2 separate regions of the Homo sapiens genome follow, and region 2 is linked to region 1. Evidence: chromatin contacts called from ENCODE POLR2A ChIA-PET data. All regions are on one chromosome and are shown on one strand. The core of a region is the stretch at or near the end of the contact, and the rest is flanking DNA. Distances in the headings are between cores, read along the strand shown.

Region 1 (6,813 bases), core at 1,445-3,944:
CTTCCCCTCCTTCCCGCCCCATCTCCTGTGGGTTCCTTCCCCCAATGTAACCAACCTAATCCAGAACACAGGGCAGCTAGGGCTGCCTCCTGGTTGCAGAGCAGCGGGAAGAAGGGAAGAGAGTGGATCTGGGGGAAACGGGGAATTAACCAGCGCAGAGGCCATTGTGGCCATCCCAGTTGGGGTGCTGGTGGCTGGGACAAAGGTGGTGGTGGAGAATGGACAGAAGTGGTTGAATTCCAGGATATCTGGGAGGACTCCATGGATGATCAGCATGGGCAGTCAATAAAAGGAAGGAGTTGAGGACAAGGTGTTTAGGTTTCTGGTTTGGGCAGCTGGGCTGATGATGGTGCCGTCTTTAGAAATGAAGGAGACAGAAAAAGGAGGCCAGGCGCGGTGGCTCACGCCTGTAATCCCAGCACTTTGGAAGGCCGAGGTGAGTGGGTCGCTTGAAACCAGCCTAGCCAATATGGCGAAACCTTGTCTCCACTAAAAATACAAAAATTAGCCGGGCGTGGTGGAGGGCGCCTACAATCCCAGCACCTTGGGAGGCTTAGGTAGTAGAATCGCTTGAACCTGGGAGGCAGAGGTTGCAGTAAGCCGAGATTGTGCCACTGTACTCCAGCCTGGGTGACGGAGGGAGACCCTGCAACCCTGCTCACCCCACTGTAGACTGCACCTCCATGAACCCTTCTCCGGTCACCTTTTGAGCTTGCCTCTCTTGCTTGCCAGCACTCTAATTGACAAGAGTGCTTCTGCGCCGGGTGCAGGGGCTCGTGCCTGTAATCCCAACACTTTGGGAGGCCCAGGAGGGAGGATGGCTTGAAGCCAGATCGAGACCAGCCTGGGCAACACAGTGAGACCCCTTCCTTACCAAAAACAAAAAATCAGCTGGGGGTGGTGGTACACACCTGTAGTCCCAGCTATTCAGCAGGCTGAGGTGGGAGGATTGCTTGAATCCAGGAGGTCAAGGCTGCAGTGAACTGTGATTATACCACTGCACTCAGCCTAGTAGATGGAGTGAGACCTTGTCCCAGAAAAACAACAAATAGGCTGGGTGCAGTGGCTCACACCTGTACTCCCAGCACTTTGGGAGGCTGAGGTGGGCAGATCACCTGAGTTCAGGAGTTTGAGACCAGTCTGGTCAACATAGTGAAACCCAGTACCTAATTAAAAAATACAAAAATCTGCCAGCATGGTAGCTCACACCTGTAATCCCAGCACTTTGGGAGGCCGAGGTGGGTGGATCACCTGAGGTCAGGAGATTGAGATCAGCCTAACCAACATGGTAAAACCCCGTCTCTACTAAAATACAAAAATTAGCCAGGTGTGGTGGCAGGTGCCTGTAATCCCAGCTACTCAGGAGGCTGAGGCAGGAGAATCGCCTGAACCCGGGAGGTGGAGGTTTCAGTGAGCTGAGATCATGCCGCTGTACTCCAGCCTGGGCGACAGAGCGAGACTCGGTCTCAAAAAAAAGAAAAAAAAAAAGAAAAAGAAAGAAAGAAAAGAAAAGAAAGAAAGACAGAAAAGATAAAGCATTGGGGGGTGCAGGGCTGCAATTCTAAGGAGGATGCAGTCCCCTTCAGGGCTGGCATCTCTGACAGGCTGACATGTGGGTGATGCCTGAAGGACGTGAGGGAGCCGAGAGAAATCTAGGGGAATGGCATGCCAGGCAGAGGGCACAGCAAGTGCAGAGGCTCTGAGGAAACGTGGTTTGATTTGGAGTGAAACTTCAGCGTTTTACCTGGCACATGGTAACTGCTTAATTTGTTCAAGTCCTACTAATTATCTTTTTTTTTTTTTTGAGATGGAATTTTGCTCGTCACCCAGGCTGGACTGCAGTGGTGGGATCTCGACTTGCTGCAACCTCCACCTCCCAGGTTCAAGGATTCTCCTGCTTCAGCCTCCGGAGTAGCTAGGGTTACAGGCGCCCTCTACCATGCCCCACTATCTTTTGTATTTTTAGTAGACATGGGTTTTCACCTTGTTGGCCAGGCTGGTTTTGAACTCCTGGCCTCAAGTGACCGGCCCGCCTCGGCCTCCCAAACTGCTGAGATTACAGTCTTGAGTCACTGCGCCCAGTCTATCATTCTTGTAATTAGTGGGCATCGTCTTCCTGGAGTGCCTGGGTCGTCAGGTTCCTGGAGGACACACAGAGGTCTCAGCGCCCTGCCCTGTCAGCTGTGGGCTGGCCGTGGTTTACCGGATGGACAACAGTGGGGACAGAAGTTGGAACGGAGCCCAGGCATTCCTGACCCGCCCCGCCCCTCTCAGATTCCTCCCCGGCCCGCCACACCCCTGCCGCTTGCTGGGCAGTGGGTACAGGGAATGCAGGGGTGGCTTCCCACCCCACCTCTAACTTGGAGAGGGCCTAATACCAAGCGAGGACAAGGCTGGCAGTGACCACCTGGCGATCCCCAACTGCACTGCAGGCTCAGCGCTAAACACTGAGTGCTTTTCCACCATCGCCTCCTAGGGGTCTCCTTTCAGCCCACTGAGAGGCCAGGGTGGTGAGTCACTCCCACATCTGCAGCCTTTAGGGGCTGCTGTCTTAGCCACCGCCCTACCAGACTACAGGGCGCTCTCAGACAGGCTCCCCGGTTCCCCGAGAGAGGAATCTCCTAGCTCCCGCCTGCCAGCTCTGCAGCTGCCCACAGGCCCCGACAGGCCCTGCCGCATCCTCAGGGACTGAGGATACAGCAGAGGAGGAACCAGGTTCTGCCAGCCCCGGGATGGAGCTGAGTCAGGCCTTTTTCAGGGCTCCTGGGACTGGGCCTTGCCCTGAACTCAGCCTCCAGCCCAGGCGTGAAGGAGGACACCCAGGACTGGGCGCCTTGGCCCCCCGCTCCTTACCTGTCCAACCTCATCTCTGCACACACTCTCGACCCATCTCAACCCGTCCCTCTGCTCCAGCCACACTGGCCTCCCTGCTAAACCCTGCTGAAACCTGCTAAACCCTTAGCCCTTGCCATTCCTTTTATGTAGACAGGACACTGCATACTTGCTCCCTGATAGCCTCCAGTCTTTGTCCAAATGCCACCTTCCCAGCAGTGCCTTCCCTGGCTCCTAGAACTGAGCCCTACCCCCAGGCCCTTCCTCCCTAGGCCCCATCCCAGCTCCATTTTCCTCCATGCTTCACTTTTACTAGACCACGTATTTTACTGATTTGTCTTGTTTATGGACTGTTTCTCATTGAAAACTCCCTTAGACTGGGCAGCAAGGGCCTCTACCCTGCCCTTCTGCCCCTCCTCATAGAGCTAAGGAAATGTGACTACTGGCCGGGCACAGTGGCTCACGCCTGTAATCCCAGAACTTTGTGAGGCTGAGGCAGGCGGATCATTTGAGGTCAAGAGTTCGAGACCAGCCTGACCAACATGGCGAAATCCTATCTCTACCAAAAAATACAAAGATTAGCTGGGTGTGGTGTTGTGCACCTGTAGTCCCAGCTACTCAGGAGGCTGAGGCACGAGAATCGCTTGAACCTGGGAGGCGGAGATTGCTGTGAGCCAAGATTACACCACTGCACTCCAGCCTAGGCAACAGAGTGAGACTCTGTCTCAAAAAAAAAAAAAAAAAAAAAAAAAAGGAAATGTGACTACTAGAACCAGCATCTTTGTCCCTCAGGCCTTCCCCAGTTCTGTCCCCAGGCAGCCAGCACAGCCCAGGTGTGTACTCCAAGGCCCATGGGGTGGTCAATGGAATGCTGTGCTGGGGGACAGTGGAGGGAGCTGGGACACATGGGTTGGGGTGCCACACAAGGAGCCTGGTGGTGCTGGATGGTGCTTGGGCTGGGTAGAGCAGGGCACTGGCCGCTGCTCCTGGGCTGGGACTCACCCTCCCCACGGAGGCACACTCTAGCCCAGTATTCTAGGTGTCTGTGAATTCAGATTTAAATCTGGCTCTCCCAATCACTGTGAGGATACACCTGTCCAAGTAGAAAGATAGAGTATCTTTTACTTAGGAGTTTGTGATGTCGATCTTGACACATTTGGTATGTGGGCCCTACACATATATCTACCTGCAGCCCCCATGTTAGTGCTGGGCTCTTTTTTTTTTTTTTTTTTTGAGACGGAGTCTTGCTCTGTTCCCCAGGCTGGAGTGCAGTGGCATGATCTCGGCTCACTGCAAGCTCTGCCTCCCAGGTTCATGCCATTCTCCTGCCTCAGCCTCCCGAGTAGCTGGGACTACAGGCACGTGCCACCACGCCGCGCTAATGTTTTGTATTTTTAGTAGAGATGGGGTTTCACCGTGTTGGCCAGAATGGTCTCGATCTCTTGACCTCGTGATCCACCTGCCTTGGCCTCCCAAAGTGCTGGGATTACAGGCGTGAGCCACCGCGCCCGGCTCACTGGGCTTTTTTACTGTTTTCTGCATTGCTATAACCCTAGCACCAAGAACAGTGTCTTGGGGCTGGGCACGGCGGCTCACGCCTGTAATCCCAGCAGTTTGGGAGGCCGAGGCAGGTGGATCACCTGAGGTCAGGAATTCAAGACCAACCTGGCCAACATAGTGAAACTCCGTCTCTACTAAAAATACAAAAGTTAGCCAGGCATGGTGGCATGCGCCTGTAATCCCAGCTACTCGGGAGGCTGAGGCAGGAGGATCACTTGAACTCGGGAGGTGGAGGTTTGCAGTGAGCCAAGATCGCGTCACTGCACTCCAGCCTGGGGGATAGAGCGAGACTGTATCTCCAAAAAAAAACCAGTGTCTTGCACAGAACAGGTGCTCAATGAAGTTGTTAAACGAATGAATAAAAAAGCCTTAGATGATGCCACATACTCAAGGGGACCCCAGAAGTGGCTGGGAATGCTGTGGCTTTTGTGCTTCAGGGCTACAGAGTCTCAGAGTCAGTGAGGCCAACTCCACCTTGCAGGAAGCCATAAGCATTACCTGAAGGGCACCTTCTACGGCCTGCCTGCCCCACGGCCCCATCTGCAACTGGAGTTTATATCCTTAATTGTAAAAAGAGCCCACCTGGCAATCAAGGAGATCTAGACCCCAAAACTGTCTCTGCTGCTTCCTGATCGTATGTGGCCATTAACCTCTCTCTCATTTTTTCGTTTTTTTTGAGGCAGGGTCTTGTTCTGTCACCCAGGCTGGAGTGCAGTGGTGTAATCACGGCTCACTGCAGCCTTGACCTCCTAGGCTCAAGGGATCCTCCTCCTCAGCCTCCCGAGTAGCTGGGACCACAGGTGTGTGTCACCACACTCAGATGAATCAAAAAAAATTGTTTTTTAATAGAGATGGGGTCTCACTATGTTGCCCAGGCTGGTCTGGAACTCCTGGGCTCAAATGATTTTTCCCACCTTGGCCTTCCAAAGTGCTGGGATTACAGGTGTGAGCCATCACGCCTGGCTGCAATTTCCTTTAAATAAAAGGGAACCATCGAAACTCTCCCCAGGGTTGTGAGGCGGGAGAACATGTAACTGACTCCATATTGACTGTCTTCATCAGTGTCCAAGGCCGTTCCGGCCACCCAGCTGACTCCCTGTGTGGCATGTGGCAGCCAGTGCCACTGTTCCCTTCCTCTCTCCCTCCCTCCCTGCAGACCTGGCGCTTGGGCTGGGAGTTCTATGCGCTGTGGTGGTGGTTTGAGTGAATGGTGCCCTCTGCTGGGCGTGGGGAAAGAGCCTTCAGGGAAATCATACCTGACACAGGCACTCCCTGCAGGTTGGGGAATCTCAGGGAATTCCTCCTGCTGGGAAGTGCAGTTTCCACCAAGGGAGCGCTAGCAGGCCTTGTGAGTCCCTACACTACCACAACAGTAGTGACAACACACAGTATCCTGTGCGCCAGGCACCCTTCCAAGCCCTTACAGATATTAACCCTTTTTTTTTTTTTTTGAGACGAAGTCTCGCTCTGTGGCCCAGGCGGGAGTGCAGTGGCGCAATCTCGGCTCACTGCAAGCTCTGCCTCCCGGGTTCACGCCATTCTCCTGCCTCAGCCTCCTGAGTAGCTGGGACTACAGGCGCCCGCCACCACGCCCGGCTAATTTTTTTGTATTTTTAGTAGAGACGGGGTTTCACCGTGTTAGCCAGGATGGTCTCGATCTCCTGACCTCGTGATCCGCCCGCCTCGGCCTCCCAAATTGCTGGGATTACAAGCGTGAGCCACCGCGCCCGGCCAATATTAACTCTTTTACTCGCCCATTTTATTATTTATTAATTATGATTATTATTATTTGAGACGGAGTCTCGCTCTGTTGCCTAGGCTGGAGTGCAGTGGCACGATCTCGGCTCACTGCAACCTCTGCCTCCCAGGTTCAAGAGATTCTCCTGCCTCAGCCTCCCAAGTAGCTGGGATTACAGGCACGCACCACCATGCCCAGCTAATTTTTAAATTTTTAGTAGAGATGGGGTTTCGCCATGTTGGGCAGGGTGGTCTCAAACTCCTGACCTCAGGTGTTCCACCCGCCTCGGCCTCCCAAAGTGCTGGGATTACAGGTGTGAGCCACCATGCCCAGCCTACTCCCCCATTTTAGATGAGAAAACGGAGACAGAGAGGTTATGTGGTTTGTCCAGGGCCTCATGCCTAGAAGTGCCGGGATTTGAACTTGTACTCTGCTGGGGGGATTGTTTTAACGGGAGGCCAGAAGGTGGGTTCTGCCTTTAGCCTGGAGGGAGTCGTTCCCTGGAGCTCTCCAGCAAGCTTCGAACTGGACACACAGGGTGTGGGCTGTAAAAGGGGCTTCCCAGGGTGACTGCTCCCACACTTTCAATGGCAGGCCCATCGCCTCAGGGCCCTTTCCTGAGTGGCCACCCCCCAGCAGTCCCCGGGCTGGGTCTTCTCCCTGAGTCCCTTTGTGGGCCCGGA
Region 2 (6,966 bases), core at 1,150-3,649, 39 kb after region 1:
AAACTCCAAACCATGATGTAGTCCCAGCTGCTTAGGTAACTGAGGTGGGAAGATACCTTGAGCCCAGGAGGTCGAGGTTACAGGGATCCATGCTCTTGCCACTGCACCCCAGCTGGAGACAGAGCAAAACCATTTCAAGAAAAATAAACCCCAACCGGGAATGTGTAGACCCCCAGAACCTTACAGACCATTACCCACCATTTACCACATGAGGAAACTAGGGCTGGGGGTGAGGGGTGGTGGCGGTGAGATGACTAGCCAAAGGTCGAACAGCTTGGAATTAGAATGAGAACCCAGGGTGGTCAGGTTCTAAAGCCAGGTTCGTCAATGCAGCATTCATTCAAGAACTACTTAAGTACTAATGATGTTCTTTTTTTTTTTTTTTTTTTTTGAGACAGAGTCTTGCTCTGTTGCCCAGGCTGGAGTGCAGTGGCGCAATCTCGGCTCACTGCAAGCTCCGCCTTCTAGGTTCACGTCATTCTCCTGCCTCAGCCTCCCGAGTAGCTGGGACTACAGGCGCCCGCCACCAGGCCCGGCTAATTTTTTGTATTTTTAGTAGAGACAGGGTTTCACTATGTTGGTCAGGCTGGTCTCAAACTCAAGTGATCCACCCACCTTGGCCTCCCAAAGTGAGTGACTAAAGGTCACTTTTATTTTTTTGGTAGATACAGGGTCTTGCTGTTTCCCAGGCTGGTCTAGAACTCCTGGGCACAAGTGACCCTCCCACCTTGGCCTCCCAGGGTGCTGGGATTACAGGCATGAGCCACTGTGCCTGGCCACTTTTCTCAATCCTAAAACAGCCCTCTTCCTAAGGGAAGATCTTTAGCCAGTAAAGGGCTAACCAGACAATTCTGTCAATTATTTCCTTTAAGGAGAGACTCAATGACTCCAATCCTCTCCCACCAGGTAACCCAGAAGGAGGCTAATGGATTGACTCCCCTACTACTCAGAAGACTTAATCCCCAAAACTCTGAGAGCTGCTACCGCCCACCCCCCCCGCCACCCCACCAGGAGCTAGAAATCCTCTTCCCGCTGTCTACAAAATCTGCTTCCCACTAGAGTGTACAACTCACTCTACTACCCTGTCTTCTGGCATATTTCCACTGTTACATGGTTCCACATATTTGTAGCACAGTATCTGGGCTGTGCATCTATTTGTAGAAGGGACAGTGTCAATAATCAAGGGGAAGCCAACGGTCATGTATTATAGGTGTATGTGCCTCCCACTCAGGGTGCATATTCCAGATACATCTGAGGAGCTGGCCCCATCAGCTCTAAACTGCTTTGAGTTGGGTACAGAGCACAACCAAGGGGCAATGGTCCAGACTGATAGGAATAAGCTTCAAACACCCACTCTGCTCAGGATACCCAGCTAAGTGTTTTCCTACCCAAATCCTCACAAAATAACCTGCAATGTGGTATTACTTCTCCCAATCTGACAACTCAGGAAACAAGAGGCTGCCAGGGGTTGAACTGCCCCAGGAAGCAGCAAGATCAGGTTTCAAATCCTGAAGGCAGGGAAATAATGAAGAATACGAAATTTGGAGTCCAGAAGACTTGGATTCCAATCCCTATAATGTCACTTATCTATCACATGATTGGGCAAATTGTATGATTATATAGAAGCTCAGTTTCCTCATCTGGAAAATGAAACAATACCTACCTCATCAGGTTATTAGGAAGATTAAATGGGATAGTGTTCAAACAGCACTGAATACTGTGCCTGGCCCAGAGTAAGTAAGGTAAGCTCTCAATAAAAAGGTACCTTAGACTACTTACAATTAACCTAGGCTTCTGACATCCACATCCTGGCCTCTTTCTATGTATACCATCGAAAAATTCTCTCTCAAAGTGGGAAGAAGTTAGCTACAGCTGTATGCTTTACTCAACGGATGAAGCTGATCAAAGATGGTGACACATGGGACCAGAGGGCACAATAGGGAACTGGCTCAGTCTGCATTTGGAGAGGGCTGTTTTGTAGGGGTCCTCTGTGGTTTACCAGAGGAAGCAGAAGACGGAGATTTCATGAAAAAGCTGGCCTTTCTAGGGAAACTTGCTAGGCACATGTAGGAACATGAGTAGTCTTCTCTGCAAGCTATGAGTCAAGACATAGTAAATGGTAAGCCCTGGGGCAGATCATTACAATTTCCTCCCAGATGCTTCCTGGCACCACTGGCTTGTATCACTAGTTTCATAATGAAACTGATACGAAACCAGGTCTCATCATCACTCATCCCTCCTTTACCCCATCTTTTAATAGTCAGCGAAGTAAACTGACTCCTGTTCCTAACTGCAGCATGGTTCCACAAGGCCACACATCTTGGCCAAATCACGGGGGCATGAATGGGCTTGCATCAAACTCTTTCTGGGGCAACTTGATGATGAGCACATGGGGCAATAGTTCAGAATTTAAGGCTGGAAAATGAAAGCCTAAACATAGCTCTTTCTTCCACACCCATCCAGGGCTTCAGACAGTCATTTGACCGCATTAGCCTCAGTTTCTCCCACAAGGATTCTGAATTACAAGGTCAATGAACCTGATGAAGAGGTGCCTGCTCTACCAATATAAATGGACAGCTTTTAGCACTGAGCCTAAATGTACATTCCCTAAAATACTGTCGGGGAAGGGAAAAAGGGAATCAGTAACCTGAGGCTGCTTCTAGAGAAATTAACAATTAATATCATAGGACACATTATAGGTAAAAATAAATAAAAAGAGAAATTAACAACAAAAAAGCCAGAGCTCTATGTATCTGCACTCGATAGAAGACATCCAATGGAAACCAGGAGTCTCTGGCCTATGTTCAAAGCTCCTCTCTAAAGATCATCCTGCCAAGCCTGGCCTCGGGTCCTGAACTGGCGCCACTAATAAAACTTGGGCAAGAAGAGTTTGGTCCCTGGGGTACTAGAGCTATTGGGAAAAGAAAGCTTTTTAAATAGACTTATAAGAATTGATGGATGCTGGGCTAAGAACTCATTCCTCTTATGTTCCAGGCCTGCTTTTAGGTTGGAATTTGCCTAGACACCTCCATACTCCCAAGGGAATACCCTTGAAGGTCAGGAGCTTGTCTCTTCCTGGAGGTGCTATCTGGTCCTGATGTCCAACATTACTGGATGTTCTGGCAAAATAAAACCACCCATCTTTCCGTAGACAAAATGTCCATCAAGTGATCACTCTCCACCAATTTCCCTACTGATCTCTGGGTATTTTGACTAGAGGAAAAGGAAAACATCATCTTAAACATATTGTGGCCAAAAGGCAGCCTGGGGAGTTGGGGGAAGAGATTGCCTAGGAAATTTCTATTCTAGCTTGCTTTAGGGACATACCTAGCTCACAAAACAAACAAATTTGTCCTTATAGCTATCACTACCTTCTGTTAAGGGATTGGGATAAGAGGGCACCGGGGAAAAGTAGGTGGAAGTGACTTGAAGAAAGATTCTGGCATTTTTCCTAAGTAAAACTACATATAGAAAAAAGTTCACCAACTAAGAAATACAAATTAAAAGGGCAAGTGCTGTGTCACAGTTGGGAACCGGGTGCTGCTATATATTGCTAGGGGTGGGGGAATATTAACTGGCACAACCTTTCTGGCAAATTAAAATGCCTTAAACAAGCCCATTGACCCAGGAATTGTGCCAAGATACCATCCCAGATGTGACAAAACCATACCTGCCAGGATGTTCGTGACTTGCTTAATAGGGAAAAAAAGCAAAAAAAGGTCTCAACAACCTAACTCTCAACAGAACAGTTAATTATGCTGTGCCACAGTCACCCAAATGCCTAATCTACAGCCTTAAATACTATAAAAGAAAACCTACCCAGGAAAAAGTATTTTGCAGAGGGGGGAAAAAAGCAGGTCATAAAGCCATTTATAGCATAAGGCTGACAATTATTATATAAAATATTTATAGTTTTATTCTTGTACCAAAAAGAAGAGAGAGAGAGGGGCTGAGCCCTGGTGCCAAGGCTGTGGTCTGCCTCTCTCCGTCACCAAGTATTTTCCACGCACAAGAAAACCAAGATGGTGGCCAGTGAGCCAGACCCGTTTTGAGGAGACCCACGGGAGAGGTCATAGGGCAGCAAAGTGGGGTGGGGGGAAGAGGCTGCACATGCTGGGATCCCAAGAGGCCTTGGGGCTCCTGGATTCACTTGGGACCCACCCCTGGGCATGCTGGGAGGCCCATTGCCCTTGCCTAGCAAGCTTGGGGCAGCTCTGCAAGGGCCTGCCAGAGCCCTGGGTGCACCTATTGGGTGTCCAGGCCTTTTTCCCCAGAGCTGTAAGCAGAGCAGCTCTTGGAGGGCAACAGAACCCAGGTGGAGTGCAGTTACACCTGGCGGATGGCACCCATCTATACACAGGCCCCCTGGACCTGGATCTTCTCACAGATAGGGCTGACGGGGTGTGTGAGGGCCTCAGCTTGCAGCCCTTCTCTGACCCAGCCAAGCAGAAGAGGAAGCTGGGATACTGGGGAGGCAAGCCTGGAGAGTGAGTGGTGAAATCATTCAGACTCGGGCCCTCTGCCTCAGATCAGATACCCTCAACAAAGACTCAGGTGGAAAGATTGGGAAATGGATGATTGATTTCAAATATTCCTTTGAAAAGACAAAGGTCCCGTATGGGTGGTAGGCCCCCATTTTGCCTTCCAGTTTTTCCACAGTAAACATGTATTTGATTTTCAATCAGAATTTGATGTGAGTTTTTCCCCCGACTAGAAAAATTATATGGCAACCCCATGTCGTTGAGGGTGGAGAAAGCAGTTCCAGGGGAGTTTTGGCTGACGAAAGCTCTGCTGTGTTCATCAAGTTCCTCATAACCCTTAGGAGGTGAGTCTTCCCTCCCAGAGTGAAACCCAAACTAGGCACTCTGAGAGTTTGGAACGCGGCTGACTCAGCATGAGGTGTGCTGTCTGGCTCACTGGCTACCATCCTCAAGGACCATGCCAGAACAAAGATCCCAGTGATCAACCTGAGACAGCTGTGGTAACAATTAAGGGTCTGGTAGGTAAAAGTGCTGTGTACTGGCTCTGCAGCCTTGCGTCAATCACTTAATCTCTAAACTGTTTAACAGTAAGTACTCAATAAATGTAAGCCATTTATTGCTGCTTAATTTCCAGTCTCTAAAATGGGAATACACACACACACACACCCCCAGGTGCTTGTTAGGGTCAAATATGATGTGTTGTGCTTTATATTTATTTATTTATTATTTTTTGAGACAGAGGCTAACGCTGTCACCCAGGCTGCAGTGCAGTGGCATGATCTCGGCTCACTTGAACCTCCCAGTTTCAAGTGATTCTCCTGCCTCAGCCTCCCGAGTAGCTGGGACTACAGGCACATGCCACCACACCCGGCTAATTTTTTGTATCTTTTGTAGACGTGAGGTTTCACCATGTTAGCCAGGCTGGTCTCAATCTCCTGACCTCATGATCTGCCCGCCTCAGCCTCCCAAAGTGCTGGGATTACAGGCATGAGCCACTGTGCCCAGCTGTGTTGTGCTTTAAAAAGCACAATAAAGTATTAAAAACCAGGGGCAGTGATTTAAAAAGCAACACAGAAGGACAGGAAGGTGAAGGCCATTCAGAATCCTAAGATAAGCAGAAAGTTTAAAAATAGGATCAACTGCCATAGAGGCAAGCATAGGAAATTAAATCCCAAATGCCATGCAGCTAGGCACAGTGGCTCATGCCTGTAATTCTAGCACTTTGGGAGGCCAAGGCGGGTGGGTCACTTAAGTCCAGGAGTTTGAGACCAGCCTGGGCAACATGGCGAAACCCCATCTCTACCAAAATTAGCTGGGAGTGATAGTGCATGCCTGTGGTCCCAGCTACTTGAGAGGCTGAGGTGGGAGGATCACCTGAGCCTGGGAGATCAAGGCTGCAGTGAGTCGTGATCACACCATGCACTCCAGCCTGGGCAACAGAGAGAGACCCTGTCTCAAAATAATAATAATAATATCAATAAAATGCTATGCTTCTTTCATTCACATCTCACCAGTTTGTTCCTTTCTATACATTTAGCTCTTCAAAGAGGGCTTAATGTTGTCACAGAGCAGTGATTCCCAAACATAGCTGATAGAATCATCTGGCAAACAATTTAAAAAATCCAGATTCCCTGCCGACCGCCCACCTATCACTTCTACTGAGTCAGCTTCTGGAAGTGCATCTGGGGAAAGCAGTTTGTTGCTTTTTTTTAAAGTTCTTGATTCTCTCATTTATTTCTCATGAGAAGGTAAATTGGTATGGCTTTTGATGGCACTTCAGACCACATATCAAAAATTTAAATATCCAGATCCTTCCTCTGACCAAAAGTTATATCTGTCTATTCAGTATCTCTTTTGGATGCTTTCAAGATATCCTGAAATCAGTATGTCAAAACTTAAATTCACGATCTTTACTTAACCCAAATATGGTCTTTTTCCAGCATTCTCCCCCAGGGAATAGCATATCATGTACTCAGCTTGAGAACAGAATCCGGGCATCAGAAGCAGCCCAGAGTCTGGAGCCAGAGTGCCTGGGCTCAATTACCAGGCCCACACTGACTTTGGGCAAGTTGGCTAACCTCTCTGGGCCTGTTTCCTCAGCTATGAAATGGGAATAATGCTAATATCTACCTCAGTTGAATGAGTTAATACTTAGCATAGTGGGGGAGGGGGGAGGGATAGCTTTAGGAGATATACCTAAAGCTAAATGACGAGTTAATGGGTGCAGCACACCAGCATGGCACATGTATACATATGTAACTAACCTGCACATTGTGCACATGTACCCTAAAACTTAAAGTATAATAAAATAAAATAAAATAAAAAATAAAATATCTGATTAAAAAAAATACTTAGCATAATGCCTGGCATATGGTTTAGCTAGCAGCTGCTTCTTCCTTGACCATTTCTCCCTTAGAGCTTCCCTTCCCAGACTATCACCCACCAAGACTTAGGCCCCTTCCATCTCTACCCCCACCACCTTAGT

What was found. ChIA-PET counts read pairs that join two places held with the same protein, here RNA polymerase II (POLR2A).
Region 2: POLR2A ChIA-PET joins it to region 1 with 12 read pairs in MCF 10A. The contact joins two enhancer-like sites. POLR2A ChIA-PET finds 5 or more read pairs at or near these places in 7 of 52 experiments (H1, MCF 10A, OCI-LY7 and 3 more).

What each region holds. Positions count from the first base shown.
Region 1 is chr16:68,703,317-68,710,129 of GRCh38, reverse strand. It overlaps a transcript of CDH3 not described here. Among named protein-coding and RNA genes, the nearest start is that of CDH1, 31 kb to the left of the region's middle. RefSeq lists a cis regulatory region at 2,264, enhancers at 2,192-2,336, 2,541-3,098, 6,264-6,764 and silencers at 2,410-2,704, 5,490-5,784. Within about 2 kb of position 2,694, at least 9 of the 41 ENCODE cell types and tissues checked have a DNase peak (open chromatin) inside an H3K27ac peak, as active enhancers do.
Region 2 is chr16:68,663,649-68,670,614 of GRCh38, reverse strand. The region is part of intron 2 of CDH3 (cadherin 3); the gene reads right to left. Among named protein-coding and RNA genes, the nearest start is that of CDH3-AS1, 21 kb to the right of the region's middle. Within about 2 kb of position 2,399, at least 3 of the 41 ENCODE cell types and tissues checked have a DNase peak (open chromatin) inside an H3K27ac peak, as active enhancers do.